Linked DNA regions of Mus musculus: regions 1, 2 and 4 are each linked to region 3. A link is a loop called in an ENCODE intact Hi-C map of the cell type or tissue named here. Cell type or tissue: heart. All regions are shown on one strand. Region 1 holds the start of Adam33 (a disintegrin and metallopeptidase domain 33). Region 2 has its middle 7.6 kb from the start of Gm30378. Region 3 has its middle 8.1 kb from the start of Pank2. Region 4 overlaps Atrn (attractin).

Region 1 (8,000 bases), 190 kb before region 3:
GAGTAGGAGCTCAAGTTGGTGGGACAAGGAGGAAGTGGGGCCTGAAGGCAGACTACAACCTCCTTAGGAATGCAAAACAGGACAGGGTAGGCATTGAGGCTGCACCCTCCCCATGTTCTCAGATCCCATGAAAGTGTCTCACCGTGTGGTTGGGGGACAGCACTACCGGATGCCCATCTGGCCTGTAGTGGGTTTCTGTGTATCCTGGGGCCAGAAGCTTGCTGGAAAGGGGGAGGGTTAGGAGTCACTGGATTTAGACCTGCATCCTGCCGCTTGCTTCCAGCTCTCCTCCCTGAGTGCTAGCGGAGGCATTCAGTGTGTCAGAGAGAAAGGAGACACTGTGCCTCAAAGAGAAAACCTCAGGCAAAAAGAAGACAAAGGTCTGGAGCGAGTCCTGAGGTGGGTTAGTCAAGGGGATGGGAAGTGTGGGAAGCACCCAGAAGGACAGGCTGGGGACCTTTGGTGCTGTGGAGCCTGCTGCAGGCAGGTGTGTGTGTGTGTGTGTGTGTGTGTGTGTGTGTGTGTGTGTGTGTGTGCCAGGAGATACTACCTCAGAGAGGCCAAGTAGGGCCAGGGTACTCCTGCCTTTGCTGAGCGGACCCCAGGCCCTCCAGTTCTCCTCAGACTGCTAGATCTCATGTCTCCATCTGTCCCTCAGTGATGCGTACTTCCGACTTCCACCTGCCTGTAGCTGCTTCTGTTCAGCCACCCGGGGAAGGGTCCCTTTACCTGGAGCTAGACTCTATCAGTAATGTTTCCATTTTCAGGCTTCTTCCCTGTCCCCACCAGGAACATTGCAACCATAAATAAATAGCTGCTTTTCTTCCTTTCTTTCTTTCTTTCTTTCTTTCTTTCTTTCTTTCTTTCTTTCTTTCTTTCTCTCTCTCTTTCTTTTTCTTCCTTCCTTCCTTTCTTCCTTCCTTCTCTTTCTTTCTTTCCTTCTTTCTTTTCTTTTCCTCCTTCTCCTTCTCCCTCTTTTTCTCTTTCCCTCTTCCTCACTCCTTTATATTTTGAGACTGGATTTTGCTAAGTTGCCTAGGCTGGTCTTGAACTCATTCTTTATAACTCAGGCAGTCCCTGACTTGACTCTGTGTTTCTCCTGCCCAGAGGAGCCGGACTTACAGGCCTCTACCTCCATGCCTGACTTCAATTGCTCTTCCTTACAGAAAATCCTGACTCCAAATTCACATTGTCCTCCATCAAAAACCCAGGCTGTTGTACGGCCAGCCATCCTTACACACATTACAACTCTGCTGCTTTGCTGGCTGCACTCATACATGCTAACGTTCAATGTGTGCACACATGTACAAGACCGTTTAGTAGGAAGGGATGTGGCACTGTCAGGAACTGTGGTTTGGCGTGGTGTTTGCAGTTTGTTCCCAGTCTGTCTGATTCCATGGAGAGAATAAAATGAATGAGTGCCTTCTGCAATGTCCGTAAGAAAGCAGACATGAGCGAGTGGTGTGGTTGGTGGTGGAGTCTGCAGTTCCACGCCTCCATCTTGCTTACCCTCTGCACTCCTTCGACACTGTGTTTCTCCTTTACCACCTCCCGTTCTTTGACTCTTTAGGTCCATCCAAGATCTTTAGCACTAAGATGCCCTCTTCGATCGGCCCCACTGGGAAGCCCCCCACCCCAGCCCTCTCCTCTCTGTTCCCTTCCACGCAGATGGAGGCATTCCAGGTAGACCAGATGTCTCTGTTCTCTTCCACGCAGATGGAGGCATTCCAGGTAGACCAGATGAACTGTCACCATTGGATTTGACCTTCGCAGCTTTTTCTTCTGCCATCTGTGGAAGTTCCCTTTGCCTAAGAATTCCCTTTGAATTAAGGTATCAGTCAATGTCTGTTCTGGTGCTCACTCTTCTCCAGCGGGGAGCCGCCCATCCAGCTGCTCCAGGGTATGAGATGACCAGGTATGTACTTCCTACAGTTGGGTTCAGTCCACTGTAGCCCCAAGTACATCCGCCACTCTCCCTGTCACTCCCACTGCTGCTTCCCACCCAGCCCCCAACCCCCTCCCAGAAAGCACTGATCCTCTCCAGAGAGGGTCTTTGTCTGGACTTCAGCAACCCCCCCGCTGGTACTCACTGCTTCTTCTCCAGTTCAAGCAGGAGATCCTGGCCTTCAGCCTCTAAAGCCACCAGCACCGAGTCAGGCTTCAAGATCTGACCGAGAAGGAACGCAGTGACACACTAGGCCCCAAGGCCACCTGGCTGCCCAGGAACCGGTAGGATGTAGAGCTGCCTAGTGAGAAAGCTCATAGGAACAGCTGGCTCTCGCATTGCAGGGAGTGGATATGTGTGGGAGTTGTAACTTAGAGATGTTCTCAGTGCTTGTGTTTGTGACAACGGACCCTTAAAGATGCATAACCACCATATACGGACATAGCAGTTGCTACGTTGCCTGGCATATGTTGTTATGTCTGCTATGGACATATGCTATGGCCATAGTCAGGAGCCCCATGAAAAGGCAGGAAAAGCAGGAGGCAGTGGGCACTGAGGGTGATGTGGGTCATTGGGTGGGCTACAGCTTTGGCCATCTCTTGTACTACCTGCAACCTTGCTTCTGTTTTGTTTGTATGCTTGTTTGCTTGCTTGCTAGTTTGCTGTGGGTGCTATAGATCAAACCCAGGGCCTTGCACATGCCAAGCAAGCACCAAATCACCCAGCTGCATCCACAGCTCCTGGTTGCACATCTCTCCATCTTGCTGCCTTTCCCTCATTCCTGAGAGAACCCAAACTTTTTCCTCCACCTTCAGTTCTGACAAACTGCCCGATCCTCTGAAATTCCTCTGAGCTGGCCTCATAACTGAACTCATGAAGTAAACATGAAACCCAACTTTGGCTCCCTAAAAAGTGTTGACTCTCTTAGCTAGATGTCAGAAGGGCTGGCCTTGGCCCTCTAGCCACCTCTCCTCTCTCACTGACTTGGTCTCTCTCAGGCTAGTCCACTTAGCCTGGCTAGAAGCCAGAACTGGAACTAGCCCAAGAGATTCCAGGGGAGGCTGCTGTATTTTTTTTTTAAATGTTTTCCCCACCCACGATGGCTTTCCCTTTTTATCCCAAAATGCACTGGGCTGGGACCCTGGCCAAGAATCTTTCAGGGCCCTTCTGCAGCAGGTGTAGAGAAGATGGCCCTCACTTCCCCAGCCACAGGCTCCACAAGGGCCCAAACATGAGCTTATATGGTTGGAGTGCCTCTTGCTTTATGGGAAAATGTCTGCTCTGGGAGAAAGGCAGTAGCCCCAGTGGAAGGTCCCTTCCCTCTGCGGCCCTTGCTGCCTTTACTTCTGCTCCAGGGTCTCCCTCCCCCTTTGTGCACCATCCCCATCCTGCAGTACAACCCTGTTTGTGAAATACACACACCCTGCCAAAGCTCTTCCTGGCCTGGCCTCACAGGCTTCCTAACGCAGAGCAGAGTCCCCCTGGGATTCTCTCACAGACCGAGCCAGGCAAGGAGAGAGGCCACCATCAGGGGAACCCGTGCATGTCCACAAGCCATCTTTGCTTGGTTGAGAGAAGTCCTAGAAGTCTGGGGGACCCCAGTGAAGGCCCTGACTTGGAAGGTTTAGGTTTCTGGGAATGCATCCTCACTGTTGCAACACTCTAGGTTTGGACAGTGGGGCTGCCCTCTGTCAGGAGGTACAGAATTGAACTCTCTCCAGCCTGAGTAGTTATAGGAAAGAAGGGGAGGCAGCCAATCATCTGAAGCCCTTAGGTCCCACGGAGCCTCAGGTTTCTAGGCCCAATGAACTATTCAAGCATGAGCAACTTTACAAGCTCTGTGGGGCTCGCTTGCCTCTCTGTAAGCCAGGCGGATCAGTGCCGGCCTCCCCATGGGCAGCGAAGCAGTGAAGGCACACATGGCTCTTCTGGGGGAACACAATGAGCAGAAGTTAGGAGGAGGCTGAGCAGGGCTCTGGAGAAGCAAACCAGAGTGAGAATACATCTGGGGACAGGAGGAGAATGGCCCACAGCTTCCTTGTCCCAGGTGGCTTCCAGCCATGGAAGCTGAGGTTACAGGACAGCAGCATGTCCACGGAGTCACATGTTCCCCATAAACACGGCCAAAGAGGACATTTTGGTGTCCTTCTTTTAAAAATCTCCTGTGGCTGGCATGATGGCTCATGACTTGAAGCCCCCCAGAGCTACATAGCAAGACCCTGTCTCAATCAAAACAAAACAGAACAGAATACACACACACACACACACACACAGACACACACACACACACACACACACAGAGCTCTCCTGAAAGGCTTTAGGCCCCAAACTATGAACTCATCTTTGCTTAGTTGAGTGGGCATGGCCTGAATGTTCCCCCATGGAGAAGAGGGTTAGGGCCAGGAATAGAAGGGGGTGGGAGGGAGGAAGCCCAAAATGACTTCCATGTGTGCAGCCTCACGCCATCTAGATGTCTCTTTGTCCCACCCACCCAACAGGGAGTGGCTTAACGGTACAGTGATTTGGTTCTGAGAACCCCAGAAAAACTGTCACGCTGCATTTGGGGGAAAGGACAGAGAGCGGGAGACCTAGGGCCCCTAATAAGGACAGGATAACGGATACTTACCGGCTCCTCCAGGGTGACCTTGAGCCAGAGTCTGCCCTCCAGGATCCAGTGGGGAGTGACTAGCTCTCCATGGGCATTTCCTGGGGTGAAAGCAGAGAATAGTGTTAAAATTGCAGTTAGGAGCAGGAAGCCATCGGGGAAGGAGGGGTCCTGAAAGCTGGACTCCATGTGTAGCACTTCCAGGATTTGGTATTCATGGGGCATCCCCTAAATGGAGAAGCAACCAGGGAGGTGGCAAAAGAGAAACCGAGGCACCAGGAACCATCCCCATTGGGGAATTTGAAGCGGCCAGAGCTTAGAGAGCTGGTTTGAGGTCAGAGGTCCCGGGAAGAAGCCCAGACCCCAGCGCAGAGGGGCTGGGAAGAAGGAGGCAGCCTTGGGTATTTTTAGACTGGGTAGTAGATGCCTTTATGGTGAGGGAGGTGTTTGGAGGCCTCCTTTGCCATCTGAGTAAGACAGCCACCAAATGTCTGTCCCACAGCTCCTGACTCCCATTAGGGTTGATGCTGGTGTTGGGACTCTGACGGACCTGGCCCAGAACCTGAAGGAGCTAGGGTTCAGAGGCTCAGTGATCCTGGGCCAGGCGTTTCCAAGGGGCTCCAGGAAGAGAATCGGAGCCAAGCATTACTCAGACGGTGTTGGAATGTTCTTCAGGAATGTTCCTACCTCCCCTCTCCTATCTGGTCCCAGAAACACTCACAGGACCTATCCTGCAGGAGCCAAGCTCCTGCAGAGATAGCAGCAAGCCCACTTATCCCTCTGCCGCTGCATCTTCCAGTTGGCACAGGTTACAGAAAAAAAAAGGAAAAAAACATAGAAACCCCAGCCACTCCAGCTCTGGCCTTGCCTGAGTGGAGAGCTCTGTTGGCTCAGCCCTTCCTGGGTCATCCCAGCTCCTTGTTCCACCGCCTCCCTAGATCCCAGACATCAAGATTCTGGAATGGGAGCTGGAGAGGTGGATCGGGGATTGAGAGCACTCGCTGTTCTTCCTGAGGACCGGGTTCAGTTCTCAGCACCCACATGGTGCCTCATAACTATCTGTAACCCCAGCTCCAGGGGATCCGCCTCTCTCTTCCGGCCCCCAGGTTTTCCTGGTACCTCCGCGGTACACAGATGCATGTGCAGGCAAAACGCTCATATACATTTTCAAAATCTGAAATAGCAGCAGCTCCAGGAACCTCGTCCTTAAAGTCACATGTGCTTCGTAATTAGTGAGCCATGTGCAAGTGGGGATGTGCAAGTGTGGCTTTGGAATGGAGGCTGAAGAGAGAGAAGGGAGAGGAGGAGAAGGAAGGACAGAGAAGCCTTCCTGGAGGTTAAAGATCTCTCCGCCAAGAGAAGGCTTAACTGAGTATGGAGAACCAAGTCTTGCTGGCCTCGGATTACCAAGGGTGCAGGATAAGGATTCAGGTGTGAGTGTTCTCTGTGCAGCCCTGCAAGACAAGGAAGGAGGCAAGCTAGGAGTCCGGTGGACTAAAGTGGAAACTGAGGAAGCCAGTCTGCATTAGGAAACACAGAGGCTCTCTCTCCTCACCATTAACTATCCGCAGGCTAAAGGCAATACAGCTGTCAGTCAGCCCCCTCAGAAGCCTTACGGAAGCAGCAGTCAACAGATATGGGGTGGTTTCCAGACTGCCCAATATCCAGCCCTCAGCCCTTACTGCCTCCTCCCCGGTGGTCCTTCTGCCTTCTGGCCAGCCTAGTGCTTGCTATGTGGAGTTTGGAGATTCACCCTACAGGCTTGGAGATGCTAAGAGCCCTGTCGTCCCGGAGTAAGGAGAGGTTACAGTAGGAAGAGAAAGTGGTAGCCCCAGGCACGGCTAGGCAGACACCCCTGTTTGAAGAACTGCCACATAAGGCAACTGTATAAACACCATACACACTGCCCAGACCCAGCATGAGAAGAGGACGAGCCGAATGAGACAGCTAGGCCTGTGGGCAGACCAGGACTCCAAGGACCCCAGGTCCTTCCAGGAGCAGGGAGACACTCTGGCCTGGCAGTTTGGAAGTGCAGAAGCTTCCGGACAGAGCTGGGCAGCACTGAGGAAAGGGTAGTGTTGCCTATTTGCTTTGCTAAGTAAGTGTGGGCAAGTCTGCTCCAGGGCCAACCCTTACCAGGAGCACAGACCCTTCCCACATCCTGTCCTGGCCAGGTAGCCGAGGGTCGGGAACTCTATGTTCTGTAGTTGCACTGGAACCCATGACCACCACCACTTCACCCTGCCCTAGAGCCGCCCCCCCCCCCCCCCCCCCCCGCCGCCTGTATCCTCACCTGGAAACATCCGAGCGCTCCGCAGCGGACACGAGGGCAGCAACAGCGGCAGCAATAGCAGCACCGGAGACCCCCCGGGTCTCCCGCACCTCGAGCCCATGGCTGGGAGTGCCTTTCCCTCTCACTCTTGCTGTGCTGTTGGCTCCACCCCGGCTAGAGGGGGCCGCCTCCTCCCGCCCTCAGCGGGCCTCGCGCCACCTCACAGGAGCGCAGGAGTGTGGCCCTACCCTGGCCCGCAAAACAGGAGTCCGCGCTGCGGGAGCCAGGATGACCCTCCCTGGCGTTATCTGCAACAATCCTATCCACGCTGGCCAAGGGAGGCGAGGGCGGAAAGTCCGGGAAGGTTCTTAGAGAACCTCTCTGGTGCTGAATAGAGGCACTAGCTAAGTGATCCCCACAGCTGCTCTGTCTGCCTAGCACACATCTCTGGTCGCAGTCTCCCTAGTGACATCTGGATTCTCCTTTCTACCCAGGATCTGTCTACCTGCACCTAGTGTCCCACAGCAGTGAAGCTGTCCCACTGCAGCTGAGATGCATCTGGGTACCTAGGGGTCTTGTGGTGGCCGCGTTGCTGAAGTCTGTGGTTCCTGGTAAAGGCAATGCAGTGGTGGGCACAGGGCAGAGGAACAGCGATGGCCAGGACAGAATTGTTCTATACCACAGACCCCCAGGCATGAGGGACCCTTTCCCAAATTTTAAGGACATTGCTTTCGTGTTGAAAAGATCACTTCGTACACTTGGTATGATTTCGGATAGCAAGAGATTTAACTTTGAAATAAGATGATTAATAATTTCGTTCTGAGAATATGGAATGTAAAAGTTCCAACGGCAGAAGAAAAAACATTTATACGATTCGAACATCAAATGCTGGGATTAAAGGCGTGGTGGTGCACGCCTTTAATCCCAGCACTCGGGAGGCAGAGGCAGGCGGATTTCTGAGTTCGAGGCCAGCCTGGTCTACAAAGTGAGTTCCAGGACAGCCAGGGCTACACAGAGAAACCCAGTCTCGAAAAAACCAAAACCAAAAACAGAAAACCAGTATGATAGGTCAGGCAATTGGATCGAGACAGGACACTCAAGATAGCTAGCCTGTGCAATATAGAAAGAAGTCTCATGGAAGAGAGAGGGAAGGGAAGGAGGGGGGAGAGAGAGAGAGA
Region 2 (8,000 bases), 160 kb before region 3:
TTTTGTTTGTTTGTTTTTGTTTTTTGAGACAGGATTTCTCTGTGTAGCCCTGGCTGTCCTGGAACTCACTCTGTAGACCAGGCTGGCCTCAAATTCATATAGATCTACCTGCCTCTGCCTCAAGAGTGCTGGGACTAAATGCATGAGCCACCACCACCAGGCCCACAAACCACTCTTATAGTACAAGATTCTCTGCCATTTGAGGGCCTACTATGTGCAGCTGACATAGGGAGCTGCAGCTAATTGGGTCTATTTCCATCTTTTGTTAGTGTGTGTGTGTCTGTGTGTGAGACAGAGAGAGACAGAGAGGCAGAGAGATAGAGAGACAGAGACAGACAGACAGACAGTGTGCACAAGTGGGAAGTCCTGCTCTATCCCTTCACATCTGTTTGGAACAGGGCCATCTCACTGAACCTGGACTAGCCTGGTGACCAGCAAGCCACAGTGATCCTGTCTCCACCCCTTAGAGTGTGAGAATTAAAGGTACAAACAGCCATACCAGAATATTTTACGTGGCTGCTGAGATCTGAACCCAGACTCAGCAGCTCAATCTCTTACCTGCTTACCCACTCTCAAGCCATCTTCCTCCTTCCTTTTTTTTTTTTTTTTTTTTTTGTTTTTAGACTCACTATCTAGGCCAGGTTGGCCTTGAACTCAGCACCATGCCCACCTCATTTATTCCTTCCTCAGTGACAAGTTGACACATCACTACCTGCTCTTCTGTACTTTACAGACCAGGTTCTTCCACTTGGCAAAGGTAACTATGTTCTCCGGCCTTTAATTCTGGTCTTGGCTCTGTGACCTTTTTGACCAATAGATGTTAATGGACAAGACAGAAGCAAGTTCTTCAAAATGTCCTTCTGTGGTGGCCTCCCCACATGTGTCCTTGCCACTGTCGTACAAAGAACAGGCTACAGGTAGCACGTTGGCCAAGATAGGAGATATGACACATGGGTAGACAGAAGCAGTGGTCTAGAACAAAGTCTAGCTGTGTGAGCCTGCACCCGCCAGACCTGAGCCACCCTGATACCCTGTGGGGTGACTATAGGTGCCATACCAAGTTTCTCTGCAGCTCTGGGGATTTACTGGTGACTGGCAATGGGGGCTTGAGGTCCTACTTGTTCAACTCCCTTAGCAGGCTAAGGCCTGGAGGCCTGGACTGGTTTGCTCTTCCTTAGCGTGAGGAGGCAGAGTCGGGATTGGCTTCTCTGGCCCAAGCAGGCAACTCCTCTCCTCCTCCTTTCCTTGGGTCAATGGAAACCTCCATAAATAAAAAGCCCAAGGCAGCTCTGAGGTGAGGGAGACTCCTGCACTTGAAGTGAGTCTGCATGGTCGCTGTGAAGTGGGTTCCGTCCGTCTCATTTTAGGTGGAAGAATCCATCTGTGGAGATATTTTGAGATTTGCCCAGAGAATATTCGTCTTGATTAAAAAAAAAAAAAAAAAAAAAAGATGAGAGGTGGGTGAGCTGGAACAGAAGATCAGATGGGGAAGGGGAGGGAGCATGGGAGAGGAAGCTAGAATGGAGGGCCATTTGAGGGGTGGTATGGGAAATGTAGTGCAGTGGAAACTCCCTAAAATATATAAAATACATGAACCTCCGAATAATGGGGGACACGGAGTTGGGGTCATGATTCATTTTCTTGTCACTAAACAAAGCTTACAGTACGGGACTGGGTCATATCCAATTGAGTCGTTGGCCAAAGGGTTCCATGGAAATCCCCAAACAGCCCAGGCTGTTGACAAGACAACAGGTTGCTCTCCACAAACCGATATAACAAGTTTCCATTGCTGAAGGCAATACCCACACAACTCATTGAACACGGAGAGGTCGAGCTGGTGCCTACACAGAGCTTTAACCACTATAGTCTGGTGTCTTTGGTAAAGGTACTCTGCATGCTACCAAAAGAGAAACATAACACCAACCCAGCCACAAACCCTTTGACCTACAATACTGTCCTGCCTGCAAGACATGCTAGAGCAACGGTGACACCGCTGTGGCAGCAGCCAACCAATGTCTAATTTAGCTTAAGGTCCATGCCACCAATGGTAACCTTGTTTAGGTGACCAAGAGTCAGAGCCTAGATAGCCCAGGGACCTAGGGTAAAGCTGAATACTACTTTGTCTTCTTTAAAGTAGTAATCAAGTGACTCCTAATGGTATTCTGCTATACTCATAGATCTGTGTCTTGTTCAGCCATCGTGAGAGAAACTTCCTCCTGCAGCAGATGAGAACAATAAAGACCCCTAGCCAGACATCATGCAAAGAGAGCGAGAGACTTTGGAACGCTCAACTCCAAAGGAGATGTCTCCATCAACTCCCTCCCCTCAGAGCTCAGGGAAGCCTACAGAAGAGGAGGGAAAGATAATAGAAGGCAGACGGGACAGGACCAGGAGAGCAAAGCTCGTGTGACCTCACAGAGACCAAAGCAGCAAGCACAGGGCCTACCCGGGGCCACACAGGTCCTCTGTGGATATGGTACAGCTTCTAGCTTAGGATTTTATGGAACTCCTGAGTGTGTAAACAAGTGGGTCTCTGATTCTTCTGCCTTCTCTTGAGTTGCCTGGTCCAGTCTCGGGTGATGGCTTTTGTTTTATTAAATCTTATTTTGATAAGTTTGGTTGTTATCTCTCAGAAGTCTGTTCTTTTCTAATAAGACACAGAAAGGGAGTGGATCCAGATGATAAGGGAGGAGGGGAAGGAGGGGAAACCATAATCAGAATATTTATACGAGAAAAGAACCCATTTTCAATAAAAGGGGGAAAATTGGCTACAAAACCCAAACCTCCAAATAGCAGCAGTATAAATAAACCAGAATGTGTCTCAAGTTAGCACTGGCATACAGCTTATGTTTGCGTGTGAATGGGTTAAAATAGAGATTTATTACATAGTCCCTGGGTGGCCTTGAACTTGTGATCTTCTTGCCTCAGCTTTCTTAGTGCTTGGATTACAGCTGTGTGCTGCCATGTATCTGGCAACTTGATCATTTTGAAACTGGACTCCTTTGTTTCCAGTCAGCTATATTCAATGAATGCTTCTACTCATGGTCCAAGGTGGCTACTGGTTGCTCCAGCCATTAAGCAAGACAGAGAACCAGCTTTGTAACTGGGTAAATACTACAGATTCATTACTAAGTCCATTCATTTCTCCTACTCAGGCTCTGGGCTCCTGTGAAGGAGCCCCAGCCAGTTTTTGCAGTGTTTGTGCAGAGCCTCCAGCCTCCCCCAGAGGGCGCCAGAGCCCTCTGCTTCCTCCTCCTTCAGATACCAGGGTTTTTTGCATTAGAGGTGTGGGGCTCTTTGCTGGCTAGATTTTTTGAAGGTCCTGGGGGGGCAACTGAGCTCTCATACCTGGATCCAAAACAGGAAGCATGAATCTTTTGGAACATCAAAGCCAATCCCAACAACACACCTCTTCCAGCAAGACCACACTCCTTTTTTTATTATTAGATATTTTCTTCATTTACAATTCAAATGCTATGGTCCCCTATACCCTCCCCCAGCCCTGCTCCCCAACCCACCCCCTCCTGCTTTCTGGCCCTGGCATTTCCCTGTACTGGAGCATATGATCTTCGCAAGACCAAGGGCCTCTCCTCCCATTGATGGCCGCCTAGGCCATCCTCTGCTACATATGCAACTAGAGACACAGTTCTGGGGGCTACTGGTTAGTTCATATTGTTGATCCTCCTATAGGGTTGCCGACCCCTTCAGCTCCTTGGGTATTTTCTCTAGCTCCTCCATTGGGGGCCCTGTGTTCCATACAATAGATGACCGTGAGCATCCACTTCTGTATTTGCCAGGCACTGGCCTAGCCTCACCAGAAACAGCTATATCAGGGTCCTGTCAGCAGAATCTTGCTGGCATCTGCAATAGTGTCTGGGTTTGGTGGTTGTATATGGGATGGATCCCCAGGTGGGGCAGTCTCTGGATGGTCCTTCCTTCCATCTCAGCTCTGAACTTTGTCTTTGTAACTCCTTCCATGGGGTATTTTGTTCCCTATTCTAGGAAGGAACGAAGTATCCACCCTTTGAAGGCCACACTCTTAATCAAACAGCCCCCAACTGGGAACCAAGTATTTAAATACCAGAGTGGTGGGATGTTCAGCCCATCTTGAAGAGCAATAGCTATCTCACCTCCTGCCACAGGGACCACTTGCATAAAGATCAGTTACTAGATGGTGAAGGAGAAAGAGCAGAGAGAGAGGTTGTAAAGTCAGTGAAAGATGAATTGGGTGTAGAAATGCAAGTCTGTAATCCCACACTCAGAGGGTGGAGGCAGGAAGATTGGGGGATCAGGACCTGCTACATGACCCTAATTTAAAACAAACAAACAAACAAACAAACAAGCACAAAACAATAACACCAAGCTTGGTAGTACATGCCTATAATGCCAGCACTTGGGAGGCTGAGGAAGGACAATCTAGAGTTAGAGACCAGCCCATTCTACATAATGAAACAGAAGGAGGGAGGGAGGGAGCCTAGGGGTGTGGCTCAATAGAATTGCCTAGAATGCACAAGGTCCTGAGTTTGACCCCCAGCACTACATGGGGGTGGGGAGTGGGGACAGGGACAGAAGAAGAGGAGAGGGAAGAGGAGAAGAAAAAAGAAGCGGAAGAGGAGGAGGGGGAGGAGAAAGAAGAGGATCGAGAGGAGGAGGAGGAGGAGGAAGAGGAGGAAGAAAGAAAAAATGGATAGTAAACAGCTACTGAGGGCTGGGGCCTGGTGCAGTCCTGGCAGCTTTTTGAGTGCAGTACGTGGAGGCTAAGGAGCCTCCGAGCCAGCTTGTACTATCATCTCCGTTCACAGGAAGCTGAGTCACGGGGAGGTAAAGAAACTGGAGCCGGGGGTTTGTGCAGCAGCTGGGCGGGGATGGAATGTGAACAGGGGCAGCCATTTCCTGAGGCCAGCTCTGAACCACCCAGATACACTGCTGGCTAAAAGAACCAGTAAACAAAAGGTGAGCAGACCGACCCAAACAGAGAACACAAAGAACAGAACGGCTAGGAAAGGGGACATTTTAACGCCATTACATTCATAAAACCATAAAGCAGCCATCAAAGAAAAGAACAGAAATAAGTCCTGGGAATTTTAAATAGAATAGCTAAAAGGAAATTTTAATAGAAAGGAATATGAAATTCTGTGGTTAAGGGTTCCAAAATCAATCCACTCTTCTTTTTTCTAATTGTAATTTATTCTTTGTGTAGGTGTGCATGTACGTGTGTGTGTGTGCGTGTGTGTGTGTATGTACGTGTGTGTGTGCATGTGTGAGTGTATGTGTGTATGAACGTGCATGCATGCATGTGTGTGTACTTGCATGTGAGTATATGCATGTACCTGTGTGTGTGTGTGTGTGTGTGTGTGTGTGTGTGTGTGTGTGTGTGTGTGTGGTTCCGTGAGGTCAGAGGACATCGTTGTGGAGTTGCTTCACTCTTTCTACCTTTAAGGGGTTCTCCTGCTCATGTAGCAAGTGCTTCACGAGTGAGCCTCCTCATCCTCCTTTCACTCCTCTTTACTGGTGAGAGTGTGGGGGAGCTTGGGGACAGAAGGGCCTTGATTTCAACCAAAGCCATATTACCACTAAAATCCCAGTGACAAGAGGATAAGGAGTTCAAAGCCACCAGCCACTACATAGCAAGTTCCAAGCCAGCATGAGAAACAGGGTTTCAAAATACAAACAAACAAAAAGCCCTAGCTCTGTATTCTCTAGTGGATAGGTACAATCAGGCTGGGTCCTGTTTAGTACACAAGAGGGGCATGCTCCCACTGGGAGAAGCCCGGATAAATACAAGACTAAAGGCAGAAGAGAGACACTGTGACCCTGGGTCCTTAAATATATCACCCAGTCCCGGGATTAAGCCTTCCCTAAAGCTAAAAGCTACAAGGGCTCCAATTAATTATCCAATTATCTTTGTCTCCACTGTCTCCATCAGCCCTCAGATGAGCCACTGTGAAGGTAAGCTGCCAGGACTCAGTTGCAAGCTCATCTTTAAGGAGAAACTTACAACAAACTGAAATCACATAATTGCCTTGAGAGAGCAATTCATCAAAGAAAGGTACCAGGAGGGGAAGCCTGGGAGTGTAGCTCAGTAGCTGAGTACATCTCAGAGCCCAAAAGGAATAAAAGAAAAAGGGGGAAGGCAGGAAGAGAGAGAGATGGAGAGGAGGCTAAGAAGGCAGGAAGGGATACTGGCTAAACCCAGTAGTGGGCCCATTCTTCACTTACACAGCACCCAGGCTTGAGAATGTGTGCACGGCAAACAGGCTTGGAGACGCCTGGTTTTTATCACAGGAAGAAATAGAAGAGAACTAGAGAACTAGACGTGGTGGTGCATGCCTTTAATCCCAGAACTAGGGAGGCAGAGACAGGCGAATCCCTGCATTTGAGGCCAGTCTGGTGTACATACAAGTTCCAGGACAGCCAGGGTCACAGAGAGAGACCTGTCTCAAGGAAGAAAGGAAGGGAGAAAGGAAGGGAGGAGGGAGGGAGGAAGGAAGAATGGAAGAAAGGAAGGAAGGAAAGAAGAAAGAGAGAGAGAGAAGGAGGAGGAAGAGGAGGAGGAGGAGGACAAATGGAAGGAAGGAAAGTGTGACTATGCCCACTGCTCTCTCTGCAGTTACTAAAAAGCCTTATTTTCTTTCTACTGTAATCCAAAGAACCATTCTTTCACTAATCCTCACATCCGATTGCCACATCAATGTCATAGGTGGAGAAGTCTCAGTTCTCCTCTTCTTTCCTCCAATAGAGACCCTGGGCAGTCGCTCTGTGTGCTGGGAGTCATCAGAAAGCCCCTTGGAGGGCCTCGAGACCTCTCTGATCAGCTCTCTCTAGCCACAGTGCTTCCTGAGTGATGAGGAGTCTACCCTGGGCATTCCCTCTGTCTGCCCCATGCCTGACCCAGCAGCTCTGATGGGATCTAAAGGCTCCTTGTTCTTACAGAAGCCTGCTGCCCCCAGAGTTGATGGACCCAGCATGTTTAGCCTGAATGACGGAGAGAAAAGCACTGATTTCTTTTGTTGTGGTGGTGGGTTTTTTTTTATTTTATTAATTTATTTACTAATTAAGACAGGATCTCTTTGTAGTACTGATTATCTTGGAGCTCACTATGTAGACCAGGCTGGCCTCAAACTCACAGCGATCTTGCTTCTCTCTCTTGAGTGCTAGGATCTACGGGCTGCACTACCGTGCCCGGCCTCTTTCTTTGCTCAATTCCTATCCCATGTTCTTGGCTTTCTTTCTCCTTTCTCTTCTGCCCAGCCCTTCTGAGACAGACACATTCACCTGAGGGCCTCCCCGTGACATCACACTGGGTTCAACAGTTCTGTCCCCAAATGATGCTTCAATGAGGCTTCCCCCGACACCTCAACACAAACCTCATTTACCAGCCACACAAAATGCCTACCGAGGCCATCCTAACTATGGGTGTCTTTCTATGGCTCCTCCATGGAGCCCCTACTAGAATAACAGACAATAAGTGGAGCCAACACATCCCCCATCAGCTTGAAGAAGCTCCTGACAACATCTAACCTTCCCAAGATTGGATTCTTTGCTCTGTCAGGGAATAATGAGGAGAGCAGGCCATGATAGAGACCAGAGAGAAAACAGTCTCCAATACAAGCCTGACTCTGAAAGAACTCCTGGCCTTTCCTTCCAGCACTTCGGAGGCAAATGAAGTGGATCTCTGTGTGTGCAAGACAAGCCAGAGCTATAGAATGAGACCCTGCCTAAAAGCAGTGAAATAAGCAAAGTAATTAATAACAATAACAACAACAACAATAATACTTTCCCCAAACAAAAACTCTAGTCCCTACTCCACCTGTACAGCACATGGGAGGAGATGAACTGGCGCTCACTGCCAACCCCAGAGCTTCCATCCAGACCCAGTGCTCACCACTCAGGGCTTCCCTCATTTGCAGATGTCGTCGTGGCCCACCCTTGGGACAGCCACAGCCCATCATTTTATACCTGGGATCACTGGCCCACTCCTATGCGTCCTGCTCTATTGG
Region 3 (8,000 bases):
GACTGAAGCATGAGAGTTGCTGCAGGTTTAGGACCAAGGGCCCATCTCAAAGTAATACATTTACAAAACTGTGATGGTTAATCTTCATTGTCATTGACTGGATTTAGAATCACCATGGGAACATGCTTCTGGGTGTGACCAGGAAGGTGTTTCCAGAAGGGCTTGCTGCTGTGACTTACTTCCCTGCCGTGATGGACTGTCCTCACTCAGACTGTGAGCCACAGTAAACCCACCCTTCTTAAGTTGCTTTTGTGCGAGACATTTTATCATATTGATGGAAAAAGTAACATAATAGCTAAATATGGGGGAGCTTATAAGATATTAAGATCAAATGTTGATTAAAAACATAAAACTGGCACTCATAGATTTGGGGAGAAAATAAGTTGGTATTATGTTTTGAAGGTGTATTTCCTCTCTTCAAATTCATAGATTGAAACTCGGTACCAAGGTCATGGTAGTAGGATGAGACTCGACCATGGTGGTGCCACACTTCTGTACGGAGCTCACCCTCTCATAAAGAGGCTGAAGGCTAGTGAGATGGCTCAGCAGGTAAAGGCCACTTGCCACCAAACCCAGTGACCTGAGTTTGATTCCCAGGACTTCTATGGTAGAGGGAAGGCGCCAACTTCTCTGATCTTCACATGTGCACTGTGACACGTATGCACAATGGTACACATGCACAAGCACACATGCATAAATACACTGTAATTTTAAAAAAAGTATTCAGCCGAGCAGTAGTGGTGCACGCCTTTAATCCCAGCACATGGGAGGCAGAGGCAGGTGGATTTCTGAGTTCAAGGCCAGCCTGGTCTACAGAGTGAGTTCCAGGACAGCCAGGGCTATACAGAGAAACTCTGTCTCGAAAAAAACAAAAATAAAATAAAGTATTCACCATAATATGTTTTATGGCGGCCCCCTGGATGGACCCTCCTCTGAGGCACTTTGTTACCCCATTTGTTGACCTTTTGTCAGCTTGAAACAGTTAAACAGAGATGGGGTCAGAGAGGGGCAAGCCTCTGGGAGCAGTTTGGATGAAAGGGGGACTAATGGGCCCTCCCCTTCACTCTTCTTTTTGCATTGTTTTGAGACTCAGAACTAAAGCAGCCAGGTTGGAGCCTTCTGTGCATCCGTTAACCTGTCTCACCGGAAATGGAAGCTCAGTTTAACATCCTTCAGAGCAGCTTGGTGCTCTGGCCGCTGCCACGTTTCAGAGCTAGATGTGTCTGCTGCTGAGGGTGGAATCTGTATTCTCCTCTAACAGTGCTGCTTCTGCCGCACCAATAAATAAATCCCAACAGGTTTGAGATAAGGATCCAAACACAGGTGTGCAGAGCCAGGCCAACCCACAACTTTCTCAGAGGCCCTGATGACAGAATTGGCAGCGCTGGTGAACTTGAGGTTATGGGGACCTGACTCTTTCCCCCTGACCTGTTCTAAGGCAGCTGTGTCTGGAGTATCCTGTATTCTCTTTACCAAGATTGTCTGACTTAGCTCTCTGCTAACCCTGGCCACCCCCACCCCCACCACATACAGTATATAAGATCCTATAATTTTTTAATTCTTTTTTCTTTTCTTTTCATCTATTTTTTTGTTTGTTGTTTTTTAAAACAGGATTTCTCTATGTATCCCTGGCTGTCCTGAACTGACTATGTAGATCAGGATGGCCTTGAACTCAGAGATCTGCCTGCCTCCACCTCGTAAGTGTCAAGATCAAAAGGTGTGCATCGCCACACTCGGTTGGTATACTTCTTAATAAGCTTGCTTGGTATAAGAAAAGGTTTATATACTAGGTGTGGTGGTTCATGTCTTGTACTGGGGACACAGAGGCAGGTGAATTAAAAGCTAGCCTGGTCTACAGAGAGTTCCAGGACAGCCAGGGCTACATAGAGAAGCCCTGTTTTGAATCCCCTCATCCCCCTCAAAAAGAAAAGGTCTGTGTAAGACCGGCCAGCCTCAGCTTTCATCCTCTCTCTCCTTTTCACCTTCTGGCACCTCCCAATCAGGACCCTGTCACTGAAGAATGACTGACTGGTCCAGATCACACAGGGACCAGACAAACATTCACCTACAGACATCCTCCTATGTGAAGGGACTCTGGTCAGCTCAGGGGTGGAACATGGTTTTGACAGACCTTTCTGGTCTCTCCCATGCTCTCTGCCTCTCTGGATTACTTTTCTAAAGCTAGACACCAAGTTCTATTCCCTTATTTGGCCACTTCCTCCTCCTGAGGCTGACTATTCAGGTCCAACAATCAAAAGCCCACTTTGGCTCATATAATTAACTGTAACCTTTTCAGCGTGAGCAGGCTAAGCAGACCTTGAACATTTGTCATGATAGGTCTTATCGACCTCGATAGAAACATCTGTCTTGGCTGTAGTTGTAAGTTCCCATGGGAACTTAGCTGTTTTGGCTGCTGTGCTGACCTTATTCTCTAACATACTCCAGCTGAAGCAGGAGATGGGTTTTTGTGTTTCTTTTCCTTATAAACATAATGCTTATTATTAAATTTTGAGCCTTGATCAAAACCTTGTCTTGGCTTTGTTCATTTTCAGCCCTCCATTCAGGTGAACCCTGTTCATCCTCTAGCAGCTGGAGGCCTACAATTAACATGACCAAATTAAAAATGAAGCACTTCATCCTAACATGGGGATTTCCCTCTCACCTTTATAAATTACCATTTTCCTATGGGCCACATCTGTCTCCTCTCTATCCAGAGGCAATCCTTGTCCTCTGGGGCAACACCCCTCCTCCCCTCTCTTGTTCCCATCCCCTTCTCCTTCATCTTCTATCTCTATCTCTGTCTCTTATTCCCTGCCCTCTGTTCCTCTGGGTCAAACATACCTCCTTTGTGCTGAGAACTTGGTCTTGGGTCCTATGACAATACTTTTCCTTTTATTATGTATGGGTTTTTGCTACCCCTCCACTCCAGCTCTTCCCCTGATCACTTCCTTCCTCCTTAGTATCCCCATGTTTATGTTTTTACCCTGTCTTTTAAACATTTTGCTTATGGAATTTCTCCCTACACCCAAACAAACTGTTCCTCCAAGCTTCCCCAATGCCTCTCCCCCGCCCGCCCACAGCTCCCTTTGCTCCAGTTGTTCTGACACATCTGCAATGCTGTGGAGCGGAGGGCTCTGCCTACAAGGGACCTTCATCCCTTTCATCCTAGGCCAGATACAATTCTTAGGTTAGTCCTCTGTTTTCTCCTGTTTCCTTCCTTCACTGCTCTCTAGCTCTCTGATGCTTCTGCTCACTCATTTTGGTGCAGCACTCTTGGCTGTGGGACTAGGTACCATCATCACCCTAAATCAACTCTAGACTCATTTCCTTTCATGGTCTCATTGTCTCTCTGGCTTCTACTCCTCCCCTTCTCTTCAGTTTCCTGGACAAGCTCTCAGTCCTACTCTGACCACGTCATCTGCTTACAGTGCTATAATACTTTTCAAAACCCCACAGGACCTTCAGCCACCTTAAGCTAACTCCATCTAACAACAGCTCCCCTCAGCAGGAAACAGCTAAGAAAGAATCTACACTCTCACCCTTTTAGGGTTTGGACTGGTGACGTGTTTCCCTTTTAAAACAGCATTTGTGAGATTACAGATAATCTTGCTCGATCTTGGACTTTGCTGGGTTATCTGCTGAGACAGTCTGTTTTACCTTGGGCTGACAACTCTGGAAGGCTAAGTGCTGCTACAGTCATTTCCCCGCCCCTAAAGAGAGTCAAAGTCATCTTTTTGCTCTGCCGGACTGCTCAGCTTCTCTCAGCAGAGCCTGCCCCCTGGCTGTGCATTTCAGTAAGCACACATCGGACAGTCTGTTGAAGGTCAGACACCTTTATTTTTTTGTTTTGTTTTTTGCTTTGTTTCCCAGGCTAACCTTGAAGCACCCGCAGCAGTGTCCCTGCCCTGCCCTACACAGTATTGCATTATAGGCAGGAGCCACACACAGGCAAACCTGAGGCTGATTGTTTTTAATTATAGTAACTAACAGCCCTCACCCCCAACAAACAGACCAGACCACAGTAAAACAGAAACCCCTGGCAGACTGCCGATGTAACTTAGTGTCTTCCACAGTCTCCTCTGAGCAGAATTCTTTCCTCCAGGAAGGAGGGGAAATTTCATGAAACTCAGGAAGTAAATAATCTTTATTTGTCTGAGGAAGCTGAAATTTACAAGGCTTCCTAGGGCACTGTCCTGAGTTTATGGAAGCAATAAACAATGGCTGTCTGAGCAGCCAAGAGGAGATTTTTGGATCTGTTGAGTTTCCGCCAAGTGTGTCCTCCAGGGAAGTAGCTTTTGCAAGGCACCAGTCATTAGTGTTGAGGTAGGCTTTTAAATGATGCTGCTTCATTTTGGTCATCTCTGATCTGTAATTCTATACATATTCCTGTAAGTAATTTCAATACAAACTCATTGGTTCACCCAGTTGAACTTTGTCCTGTCATGATTTTCCTATCTGGGGTGAGTAGACATGTGTGTGTTTCCCCAGAAGTTTGACACAATGCCGAAATGCTTACCTAGCTCTGTGTTTGATCCTCAGTGTGAAAAGTTTTTTCTCTCAATCAAAAGTAATTAGTAGCTGGGCGTGGTGGCACACGCCTTTAATCCCAGCACTCGGGAGGCAGAGGCAGGCAGATTTCCGAGTTCGAGGCCAGCCTGGTCTACAAAGTGAGTTCCAGGACAGCCAGGGCTATACAGAGAAATCCTGTCTCGAAAAAAACAAAACATCAACAACAACAAAAAGTAATTAGTAGCAGGGCAGGGGTGGTGCAGTTTTAATCCCAGCATTCGGGAAGCAGAGGCAGGCAGATATCTGAGTTCGAGGCCAGTCTAGTTTACCCAGAAAGTTCCAGGATAGCCAAGGCTATATAACAAAACCCTGTCTCTGCTTTAAAAAAAAAAAAAAAGTAAATAGTATAAAAAAAGTGAGGCAGAAAAGCTGACAGATTTTATATCAACAGGCTGAGGCTGCTTTATTTTAACAGCATGGGGTCCCAGTTAACCCCCACTCCCCTAGGATGAAAATTGAGTGCATGAGAGGGTCTGGGACTGGGACACAGCGTGGGCGCGCGCGCACACACACACACACACACACACACACACACACACGGAAGTTACAGCTATTTTTGTGGGGTGACTGGGAGCAGAGTAGGTTGTTTACCTGACATGTTCTTTTTGTAGGTGGAGCAGAACAGTCTAAAGCTAAGAAATTCTTTCTGGCTTGGAGCTAGTGTGTAGCCCGACTTAATTCCTCATGACCTACGATTATTACCCAGAAGCCCAATAAGGGCCTGCATTTCCTGAACCTCCCTCTTTCCCTTTGTGGCCATTAACCAGTTAAGTCAGGTTGTGAAGTTGAGCTCCTATCAATGGGAGAGCATTTCATTGGACTTACAGTTTAAGAGGGTTGGAGTCCATGAGGATGGAACGGAGGCATGGCAGTGTGAACAGCTGAGAGCTCACATCATAAAGGCTGCAAGCAGGAAGCAGAGCACACACTGGGAGAGGCAGGAGTCTTCTGAAACCTCAAAGCCCACCCCCAGTGACACACCTCTTCCAACACGGCCACGCCTCCTCCAACAAGGCCACACCTCCTCTAACAAGGCTGCACCCCCTAATCCTCCCTAAACATCAGCTAGAGACCAAGTATTCAAGCCTGTGAGTCTATTGGAATTGTTAGTCCATGGCCACTTCTAAAATGTGTGTGCCTTTATTTGTTAGGTCCACCAAGACCAACATAAGCATATATAACTTTAAAAGTCTCACATTATTTACAGACTCAAACACATTAACATTTCAGTCCCTTTAAAATAGCCAATTTCTTTCAAAATCTAAAGTCTTTTAAAGTTCAAAGTCTTTCAGTCATGGGCTCCAGTAAAATAAAAATAAAATAAAATAAAAAGACCCTAAATTCATTCTCACTTCAAGAGGGAAAAAAAATCAGGGTACAGTAACAAATAAATCCAAAGTCAAACTCTAGCCATCCAATGTCTGGGATTCACTTACTATCTACTGGGTTCCTCCGAAGGGTTTGGATCATTTCTTCAGCTCTGGCCTCTGTAGTACATACAGCCTGCCTTCTAGGCTCTGCTGGCTCCACTCCATTGCTGCTGCTGTTCTTGGTGGTCATCCTGTGGTACTGCCATCTCTAAAATGCTGGAGTCTTCTTCTTCTTTTTTTTTTTATTAAAGATTTACTTATTATTATGTCTAAGTACACTGTAGCTGTCTTCAGATGCACCAGAAGAGGGCATCAGATCTCATTACGGATGGTTGTGACCCACCATGTGGATGCTGGGATTTGAACTCAGGACCTTCGGAAGAGCAGTCTTCTTAACTCTTAACTGCTGAGCCATCTCTCCAGACCCTCCTGGAGTCTTCTGTAGCCACTGAGCTGCACTTTCTCCTTTCTCCAGTAGCCTTCCCTGGACTCTTTTCATGGTGCCAAGCCTGGACTTCACTGTATGACCCACTCAATTCTGGGTCTTCAGCTGCCACTGAGGCTGCATCTTCACCAATGGTCTTTCCTGGCCTCTCACAGTGCTGAGCCTCAGCAGCTCTTCTTTCATGCCTTGAAAACAAGTAGTACCCGAGCAACTCTTGCATGTCACCAAGCCCAGCTGCCAGCACCAGGTCCCGTCTTGGCCACCTAGGGAACAAGCTTCTCTGTGCTCTTAGGAAACATTTCCCCAAAGTGACGCTGGTCTCTTCTTAACCACTGATAATTTCTTAGCTCTGGCTAACCAGCATAAACGAACGATCCCAGTAATACAAAGGTTTCACTTCAATGGTGTTGGTCTCTTCTTAATCGTGGCTGACTCTTTAGCCCCAGCTGATGAGAATGACAGGTACTTAATTCAAAATAGCAAACAGCTCTGAACGTCCTTAAACTTCCCTCTGAAACTTCCCAAGCTGGGGCTCCTCCGTCCTCTGCATTGTTCTTGACCTTCTTATCTTCCAGGTTCCTAAAGAACATCCCACTGAGCCCTTGACACTCAGTCGCTAGCCAAAGTTCTAGTGTCCTTCTGTTCTTCCAAAAACACGGTCAGGTCTGTCACAGTAATACCCCACTACACTGGTACCTACTTGTCTTAATTATGGTTTCTATTGCTGCAATTAAGCACCATGACCAAAATGCAAGTTGGGGAGTAAAGGGTTTATTCAGTTTATTCTTTCACACTACCATTCACCCACCATGGGCTGGGCCCTCCCTTCCTTATCTACCACTAATTGAGAAAATGCCTTACAGCTGGACCTCATGGAGGCATTTCCCAACTGAGGGTCCTTCCTCTCTGGTGACTATAGCTTGTGTCAAGTTGCCATAGAACCAGTCAGGACAGACATTGTCCTCAGCTTGGCTTTGGGTTTAACGAGCAATAACGAAGACAATATCGTCTTTTACTCTCTGGTGATGCTGTCATTTAGATGCAAGGAAAACTGTGTGGAAACTCAAAAGTTTTTACTTAGAAGAGAGAAGAGAAGTGACTCATTGGAAGCCAAGGGCAGACAATGGGCTCCAAGTTGTTTCTAAGAGTCCTCTCTTTTCTGTTTTGTGAAACACCAATCTATAGTGAATATGGCTGGCCTGATTAGTAACAAGCTATTGTCATATATAATGGAGTATGACCTCCCAGCCTTAGTCATAAAAGACACTGTTACCTCTGCCTGTTTTCTCACAGAACACCAGCTCTGGAGAACATCAGCTGCTATATTGTGGGGATACTTAGGAAACCCTAAACAAACCCACATTTTGATCTGAGGCTTCCTGCTAATTGCCAGCACCACTCTGCCTGTCCCATGATATCCAGGCATGATGCTCTAACCTGTTATATCTTCATTTACAGTACTTCTTTTTTCTTCAATTTTTTTATGTGTTTTGCCTGCGTGTCTATGTACCACGGGTGTGCCTTATGTCTGCATGTCAGAAGAGTGTCCTATCCTCTGGAATTAGAGTTATGGATAGTTGTGAGATCAACAAGTACTCTTAACCATTAAGCCACCT
Region 4 (8,000 bases), 290 kb before region 3:
CTGTAACACGTTTCATGTAGAGAAGGTGATTTAGAGAGGGGAAGAATGTGATTGTATTGGTTGGTTCTTTCTCTATGCTATTCCTAGCAAGTCACCGAAGAGCTCATGTTACTCACACTTCTTAAGCTGGGATCACAATGAGATTGTGAACCACTCATTGTTGTTTTCCAATATAATTTTTAAAAAGATGTATTTATTTTTATTTTATGTGTGTGGGTGTTTTGCCTGCATGTATGCCTGTGTATACTGTTCCTCCAGAGGTCAGAAGAGGATGGCATCAGAACTGGTGGCTGTTAGCTGCCATGTGGGTACTAGGAACTAAACCCGGGTCCTCTGCAAGAGCAGCAAGTGTTCATAAACTCTCTCTCCAGCCCTAGAGTTGATTTCTTAATGGTTTTAAAAATCCTGTTTACATCTTTCTTATAGGATAAAATCTACATGTATGGAGGAAAAATTGATTCAACAGGGAACGTGACCAATGAGCTGAGAGTATTTCATATTCATAATGAATCATGGGTATTGTTAACTCCGAAAGCTAAGGATCAGTATGCAGTGGTTGGACACTCAGCACACATTGTTACACTGGCATCTGGCCGTGTGGTCATGTTGGTCATCTTCGGTCATTGCCCACTCTATGGATATATAAGCGTTGTGCAGGAATATGACTTGGGTATGTATTTTTTCCAGTGGAGGCATCTTGAATATCATACTGAGAACCCCTGCCCTTATTATTAGGACACCGTAACAAAATTCAGCATGATCTTGATCCAGTACCTTGTCTTGAAATAGTATCAGTAGATAACTGGTGAGATTGAGGTTGTTGAAGTCCCTGTGCAACAGCTGTTTCTTACTTGTCAAGGTCTAGTCTTGGCTTGGGAGGGGTTCTGAGGAAAGGGGTGTCAAAAAACCCAAAAAGTCCAATTGTAGGTCCAAGCTGGCAGCTGTATATTGCATTAAGGAAAGCTGAGGGAAATTTGGGATATTTATTTCATCTATTAGTCTACATCAAGCAAGTCAAGCGCTCACAGTCAACGTTTGCACCCTCAAATTAGTAACAAAAGAGGGGGAACTGAGGAGTCCAGCATGGTCCTGGTTGGGACAGAATGACATGGTTCCAGCCCTGAGACAGGGGCAGCAGGTCCGGGCCTCCATGGATGTCACACTATGGACATAAACCTGTTTGTATAATAATGTACATATTTCATGCTCCTCTTCTGAGTAATGTCCTTCTGTTAATGTGAATGACTTCATGATAATCAGAGCCAGTGTGAGTCTGGGAAGTAAATGGTGGGACCTTCAGGACAGCTCTTAAGGCTGTGGAAAAGAACATGAGTTCAAAACCATATACTTCCTCAACTATACAAAAATAGAAGGATGCAATATGAATTGTATGAGGGGCTTCACAGATCTAAAGGAACAAAAGCAGCTTCGCTGTGAGCCAACTTGTCAGAAAGATATTGAGTAAGCAGTTAAAGAGATTTAGGGAGTGCTGATTGCTAGAGGAGGCCACCCAGCTAAGTTTGTGCTTACAAAGGCAGACAAAGTCCTGAGTTCAGGGTGGGCCTGGAACAGAGCAAGGTTAGTTAGACCTTGGTGTGGTAGAAATGGTAATTTCCAGACAGGATACCCAACTAGTTTTTGTGCTTAACAGAGGCAGGTAGATCTCTGAATTCTTTTGTAATGTTAAAAGGAAATGTGTGCTTGTTGTCTCCCAAGGGGCCTGAGTCCCAGGATGCTGATTTATAGGAAACCTGGAGTAACTGGGTTTATGACCTGCAGGAGACGAGCTATCCAGAATGTTTTTTGCAATAGCAAGAGAGAACTGCCTGGAGAACTGCCTTCAGCAAAGAATAGCAAGAGAAAGCTGTCTAGAGAGAGAGCTGTCTGTAGAGAAAGCCGGTCAGAGAGAAAGTAGACTGGAAAACTGTCTCCAGCTTGGACCCACAATTTGACTTTTTGTTTTTGTTGACAAGTTGCCCTCCCCCAGAAACACCTTCCTCAGGACCCCTCCCAAGCCAAGGCAGGGCCTTGGCCCTTCTTGTCAGCTTGCAAGGAGCCAAAGATAGCATTAAATGCTTTGGATATCAAAATAAGCAAAATGCAAAACAGTAAACACTCTAAAATAATTCTGGCTAGTCCTTTAAATATTAGGCCAGTGCACTGTTATTTTACCTTAATGTATAATCTTGTGTTACATTTTATTGTTTTTATTGTATAATAGGAATGTCAGAATTATAATTTTGTAACATTTGTTTGACATTCCTGTGAAAATGCATCTAAAGATCATTAAAGTGCATCTGAAGATCATAAGGACTCACTGAGGAGCACAGGGAATTAAGTGTCTGCTTAAGAGAACTTTGAATCTTTAATCTTTAGAATTTGTTTTAAAAATTTGAATCTTGCCAGTGTGGTGGCGCATCCCTTTGGTCCCAGCACTCAAGGGGCAGAGGCAGGTGTATCTCCATTAGTGTGAGGCCAGCCTGGTCTACAGAGCAAGTTCCAGGCCAGGCAGGGTACACAGAGAAACCCTAGCTTAACAAAACAAAACAAAATATGAATCTTTAAAAACTTGTTCTGTGAAAATTTCATACATGTATACAATATAGCTTGTTCATATCCACCGCCATTCCTTCCAGCTCCTCTAGGCTTTCCCAGTGCATCTCCTTCCTAGCCTTATGGCCTCCCTTTCAGGGTGAAGGTTAGCACACTGAGTCCAGTTAGTGCTGATCCGATGCAGTCTTGTCTAGATGGTCTTCTTTATAATAAGGTGAAAGTATATCCTAAACTTCCGTCTTTTGCTCTAAGGTGTTTAGACTTTAAACTAATGTTTAAATCGTTTAAATAATTTATTATTTCATAAGAAGAGGAGCCTGCAACATTGACTTTAACTATTGTCTCTTATCCAGAAAAGAACACATGGAGTATATTACATACTCAGGGTGCTCTTGTGCAAGGGGGTTATGGCCACAGTAGTGTTTATGATGACAGGACCAAGGCTCTGTACGTTCATGGTGGCTACAAGGCTTTCAGCGCCAACAAATACCGGCTTGCAGATGACCTCTACAGATACGATGTGGATACTCAGATGTGGTGGGTGTTTTCCTAGAGCTTTCCCTTGGTAGTCTAGAATCTGCAGAGGCAATTGATTAAAAATACTGTGCTATGGTTTGACTTTTGTTCAGCATTGTATGTAACAAAGTTAGGAGATCAATACAGTAATAGAGTTAAGGTACTAATGGTGCTGTTGCTGTCTGTTAGTGCTTAGTGCTTTAGACCTGATTCACTGAACTCTAGCAAGGTTTCCTCTCTTCAGAATTCTCAGCAATAAAAGCTGTGCTGATTTTATCCATACTTAAAAAGCATATCCTTCCTTTTCTCTTTTTGGTGTTGGGGATCAAACCTTGTACATGAATAGGCTATACCATCTTTATCCATTTACATCACCAAACAGGATGCTCTCGTGCCTATTTGATAGGGTTTTCACTCACTTCGAACTGAAACTTGGGTTGTAAGAGTATGGTACTTTTAGCAAATGGAAATAAATTTGAGTTATGATGCAATTATAAAGCACTGGTCTCTCTGTATTTCCCTCCTCCTTCTACTCCCTCCCTCTTCCTTTCTGACCCCCTCTCTCAACATACATTAGAGACCATGCTTTGACTGTCAATTTATGCTGTGCTGAAGATCAGGTCTTTAGTGGCTGTGAACCACGGAGCCTATGCAGTGGAAGTTCTGGTCTCTGGCTTTTGCCTTACTAATAAAACACTGAGCATAAATTTTGATTTGTATTTCACAATTCTTACCTGGAATTCTTAAGTGGAATTATGGAGCCATAGAGAATGAACATTTTAGGGCTTTTAATATAGTTTCCCGAAATTTTAACAGATTTTCATGATTGTTAAAGGAAGTGGCTTACGTATAGGGGGAAATCAAGTATTGCACATTTGAATCTAAAGTTATAAAGTAATTACATTTAAATTGGCAAATAAGTATTCTTTTAAAACTAACCTTATATTTATTATTTCTAAATAAACTCAAAAGGACCATTCTTAAGGACAGCCGATTTTTCCGTTACTTGCATACAGCTGTGATAGTGAGTGGAACCATGCTGGTGTTTGGAGGGAACACACACAATGACACTTCCATGAGCCACGGTGCCAAATGCTTCTCCTCAGACTTCATGGCTTATGACATTGGTAAGCTTTCCAAAGATGTTTTAGCTTCAGGAATATTTTCTTTGCTGATGGAAAGATCACTATGTTAAAATAATTGCACCATTTAAAAGAAGTCCAGGTGGTAGAATTTGCATTTAATTTGAGTAGGGTTACACATCTATTGAAAAGCATTATTTTGGATTAAACTACATTAAATTCTTTGTGAAATCACTCTTCTTAATTGCTTTAATTCTTTTTTTAGGTTGAGTTAATTGGTATCTTCTTTCTTATAAGTGCCTTACATAGTAGTGGTGGTAGTTGTAACCACCAGTGTTATGTTAAGTTTGATGGGATATGCTGTTTCCTAGAAACCTGGTTTTACACATGCTGTTGATGTCAATATACATGTGGCCAGAAGAGGGCAGTGTCTGTTTATTCCTGGAAAATAAACATCAGCTGCTCTGTTGTGTAAATATCACCCATGTGATGTTCTTTCTGTTTATTTGTCTTTGCATTTTGAGACAGCCTCACTATGTAGTCTAATTGGCTGAAGCTCAGTATATAGATCAAGGTGACCTTGAACTTAGAGAAATCCTCCTGCCTCTTCTGAGTGCTAAGATTAAAGATGTGTACTACGAATGAAAAAAAAAAATGTGTACTACCACACCTGACTAGAGATTCATTTTAAAAATTATTCTTATTGTGATAAAATGCTCAGAATAACACTCACCATCTTAATGTTTTAAGTAGTTTAGATTTAAATATATTCCTAGTGTTATTCATGTTATAATACCATCTGCTTGCCGACTTCTTGTAAAACTGAAACTCTGCCCTTAAACAATAGTTCCTCTCTTCATCCCTCACTCCAGCCTCTTGAAATCATTTTCTATATCTCTATGATTTTGACTAGTCTAAATTAGGCATTTTTTAAAAAAAATATTTTGTTTACTTGTATGTGTATGAGTGTTTTGCATGCATGTATGTTAAGCACACCATGTATATTCAGTGCCCATAGAAGCCAAAAGTAGGCATAGATTCCCCAGAGCTGGAATTACAGACTTTTGTGAGCCACCATGTGGGTGCTGGATACTGTGCCCAAATCCTTTGGAGGAATAGTGAGTCTTCTTAGCTGTTGAGCCATCTTGTCAGCCCTAGATGTTTGTTTTTAACAAACGTGTTTTTGCCAGCCATTGAGTTTTTAAATTGAGAATGGGGGGTACACTATAGTTAGTCCTTAGCTTCAAGCTTGTGGAAGCAGAAATGAGAAGACAATATAATCTTAACTCAGGAGGATTCTTGCTGGCTGAAACAAAGATGTGAAATTACCTCCGAGCACTCCTAAGCCACTGGGGTGAGCAGGGTGGTCTGGAGAGGCCTTGAAGAGAAGCTGTCTGAGCTTGTTCCTGGGGACACTGGGAGTCAAATAGACCTCCTGGGCAGGGGGATTTAGTGCAGACAAGAGGCAGGAAAGTACATGTCAAATATTTAGGACTTTTGAACCGCTACCTTTCTTTTGTCATGGTAACACAGAAGGTAGCAGGTGACTGTTAGACTAGAATGTTCAGATCTGATTCAGAGTGCCAGGGATCGTTGGTTGGTCTTGTGTAAAGTCTCACAAGTGATAGAATCATATGTGTGTCTTAGACTTTTTTTGTTGTAGGTATTTTAGATTTTTCTTGTTTTTCCTTTTTGTAAGTCTGGCCCTCACACTATGGTCCAGGCAGGCTTAAGACTTATGGTAACCATCCTACTCTGCCTTTATGGGCCACCATGACCAATTTAAGAAGCTCTCTTGGGTGGCATTGTGATAAGTGATCTGGAAGGGGCATATTGACAGTTAGCAGGCTGCTACTGCAGAAGTCCTAATTAGGTTTGTATCAAGGCCATGGAAGGAGCAGTGACTTCTAGTACCTGGCTGTTGTGTGTCTTGACAAAAATATAACTGCCCTTTCTTCCCAAGTGTCTACTATGGACCACCTTTGCCAAAACTAAAAGCAGATTCAGAGAAAAACATATCATGATTGCACATGGCTATAATCCCTGAACTTAGGAGGATGAGAAATATGGCAAGATTGAGACCAGTCTGAACTATCTAGTAAGACCGTGTCTTTAATAAAAATAGTAAAAATTATAAAATCAGGGAGTAGGATCTGGGAAGAAGAGAATGAAGTAAGTGTGGGGCATATCCAATTGGAGATGTCTTTAGGACAGAGCTGATTGCTGAGAGGTGGTTGTAGGAGAGGTGAGTTATTGTGGGGCATAAAAGATGAGCAAGAGTCAGAGACAGTTGGAGAACAGAGTCTGAACAAGAGTAGAGACTAAAGAGAGTGTCAGAGAAGCAGGGAGAAAATAGGTGAGATTGATGACCTGTGAGATATGTTAATGGCCAGAAGAGTGGCTAAAAATGACTGGAGAATCCTTCAGACTTGTCAACAAAGAAATCCTTTAGCCTAATTTAGGGTGCAGGCGGCTGAGGAAGGACATAGGTGAAATATGTGCTCTGTGTGTTCATTTTTATTAAAGCTTATCTGCAAAGGCCTCAGATTTGCTGTGTACTTGTAGCTGAGGCTCTTTTGAACTCCTGGTTCTCCTGGCTCCACCTTCCCAAGTGCTAGGATTACAGATGTGTGCCCTAGTTAAAATAGCTGTATACCTAGCATTAAAAATTTTAAGTTAGAAAATACTGTGGTGCTCCGGGGATGCATCTCAGCAGTAGAGTGCTTGCCTGCTATACACAAGGCCCTGGGACTGATCCCTAGCACCACAAATACTAAAGCAGACATTCTGGTAGGGAAAACTGGTAGACAGCAGAGTGGTGACCATCAGGAGGGGGGTTGTGGGTGATGAATGACTACATTAATTAGAAGTTCTGTGCAGTATATTTATTTCATGCCCTGAAACATTGCTGCTGCTGTTGCTGCTTTCCTTTACACATAATAACATAACTAAAAGACAGACAAGCATGTGGTATGAGGCTGTGGATGAGGCATTCTTTGTTTTCCTTTTTTTTTTTTTTTTGAGACAGGGTTTCTCTGACCTGGCTGTCTGAAACTCAGTAGGTAGAACAGGCTGGCCTTGAATGCACAGAGACCCTCCTGCTTCTGCCTTCTGAGTGCTGGGTTCAAAATTTATGTTTTTTTCTATAAAGACTGAGAGTTCACATGGACTATATATGACAACCTACTCTGAAATGTGTTTTTCTCCCCCTTAGCTTGTGACCGATGGTCAGTGCTTCCCAGACCTGAGCTCCATCATGATGTCAACAGATTTGGCCATTCAGCAGTCTTGTACAACAGGTAATTGGAAAGCAAAGGCTCTATTACTGTCTTACATCTTATATTCATTTTTAATATCAACTTCCTAACAGTTGTATCTGAATGGTAAGAGGTTTGGGGAGAAAAAAGGAGAGAAGGCAGTTCTAAGTGCACGATAAGGTAAGGGGAATAGGACTGGGAGGTTATGGGGTCAAAGAGCAAGTCTGAAGTCTGCACTATATCCAGGTGTGTGCTCAGGAATACTTTTCTGACCAGCAGAGCTCTTTTTCCATTTGCTCCAGGAACCTTAGTCCTGTAAAGGACATGCAAAGGACTAGGGTTGTGGGCCAGCAATAGAGTGTTTATCTAGCTTGCACAAGATCCTGAGTTCTGACCTCAGCATTTTGCCTTCTGCAAACACAGCATTTGCCATAAGGGACATGCAGAATGGCCATTTTACCTAGTCACTTGAAAGTGTGCTTTAAGATTGAGAAACTTAACAGCCTGCTGATGCTGACTTTTCTTATTTTGCTTCTGTTACTGCTTTCTGCTTCTTTCTTTAATACTCTAATGCTTACATTATATAGTCCTA

What was found. Hi-C counts contacts between places; a loop is a spot of excess contacts. Peaks named below come from ENCODE experiments on the same cell type or tissue, not always from the same donor. Only the 100,000 strongest peaks of a DNase experiment are listed, where the experiment ranks them.
Region 1: a loop joins it to region 3, with 4 times the contacts of the local background. A loop is called at or near these places in 4 of 42 quality-filtered maps.
Region 2: it touches region 3 in a loop (11-fold over the local background); 33 of 42 quality-filtered maps call a loop at or near these places.
Region 4: a loop joins it to region 3, with 4 times the contacts of the local background. A loop is called at or near these places in 9 of 42 quality-filtered maps.

Annotation. Positions count from the first base shown.
Region 1 is chr2:131,056,572-131,064,571 of GRCm38, forward strand. It overlaps Adam33 (a disintegrin and metallopeptidase domain 33), which reads right to left and starts at 7,243. Exons shown (of 21, transcript NM_033615.3): 1 at 6,844-7,243; 2 at 4,572-4,651; 3 at 2,091-2,167; 4 at 143-221. The coding sequence starts at 6,943. In heart, no CTCF peak of the experiment used is centred here; DNase peaks (open chromatin) are centred at 3,050 and 3,340; H3K4me3 peaks cover 1,582 bases; H3K27ac peaks cover 2,746 bases; H3K27me3 peaks cover 4,402 bases.
Region 2 is chr2:131,091,823-131,099,822 of GRCm38, forward strand. No RefSeq gene overlaps it. Among named protein-coding and RNA genes, the nearest start is that of Gm30378, 7.6 kb to the right of the region's middle. In heart, no CTCF peak of the experiment used is centred here; DNase peaks (open chromatin) are centred at 3,219 and 4,829; H3K4me3 peaks cover 329 bases; H3K27ac peaks cover 2,247 bases; H3K27me3 peaks cover 225 bases.
Region 3 is chr2:131,250,398-131,258,397 of GRCm38, forward strand. No RefSeq gene overlaps it. Among named protein-coding and RNA genes, the nearest start is that of Pank2, 8.1 kb to the right of the region's middle. In heart, a CTCF peak has its summit at 3,791; a DNase peak (open chromatin) is centred at 3,794; H3K27ac peaks cover 1,119 bases.
Region 4 is chr2:130,957,479-130,965,478 of GRCm38, forward strand. Atrn (attractin) reads left to right here. Exons shown (of 29, transcript NM_009730.3): 8 at 427-670; 9 at 2,907-3,090; 10 at 4,042-4,196; 11 at 7,366-7,450. Among named protein-coding and RNA genes, the nearest start is that of Atrn, 55 kb to the left of the region's middle. In heart, a CTCF peak has its summit at 4,563 (motif pointing right); no DNase peak of the experiment used is centred here.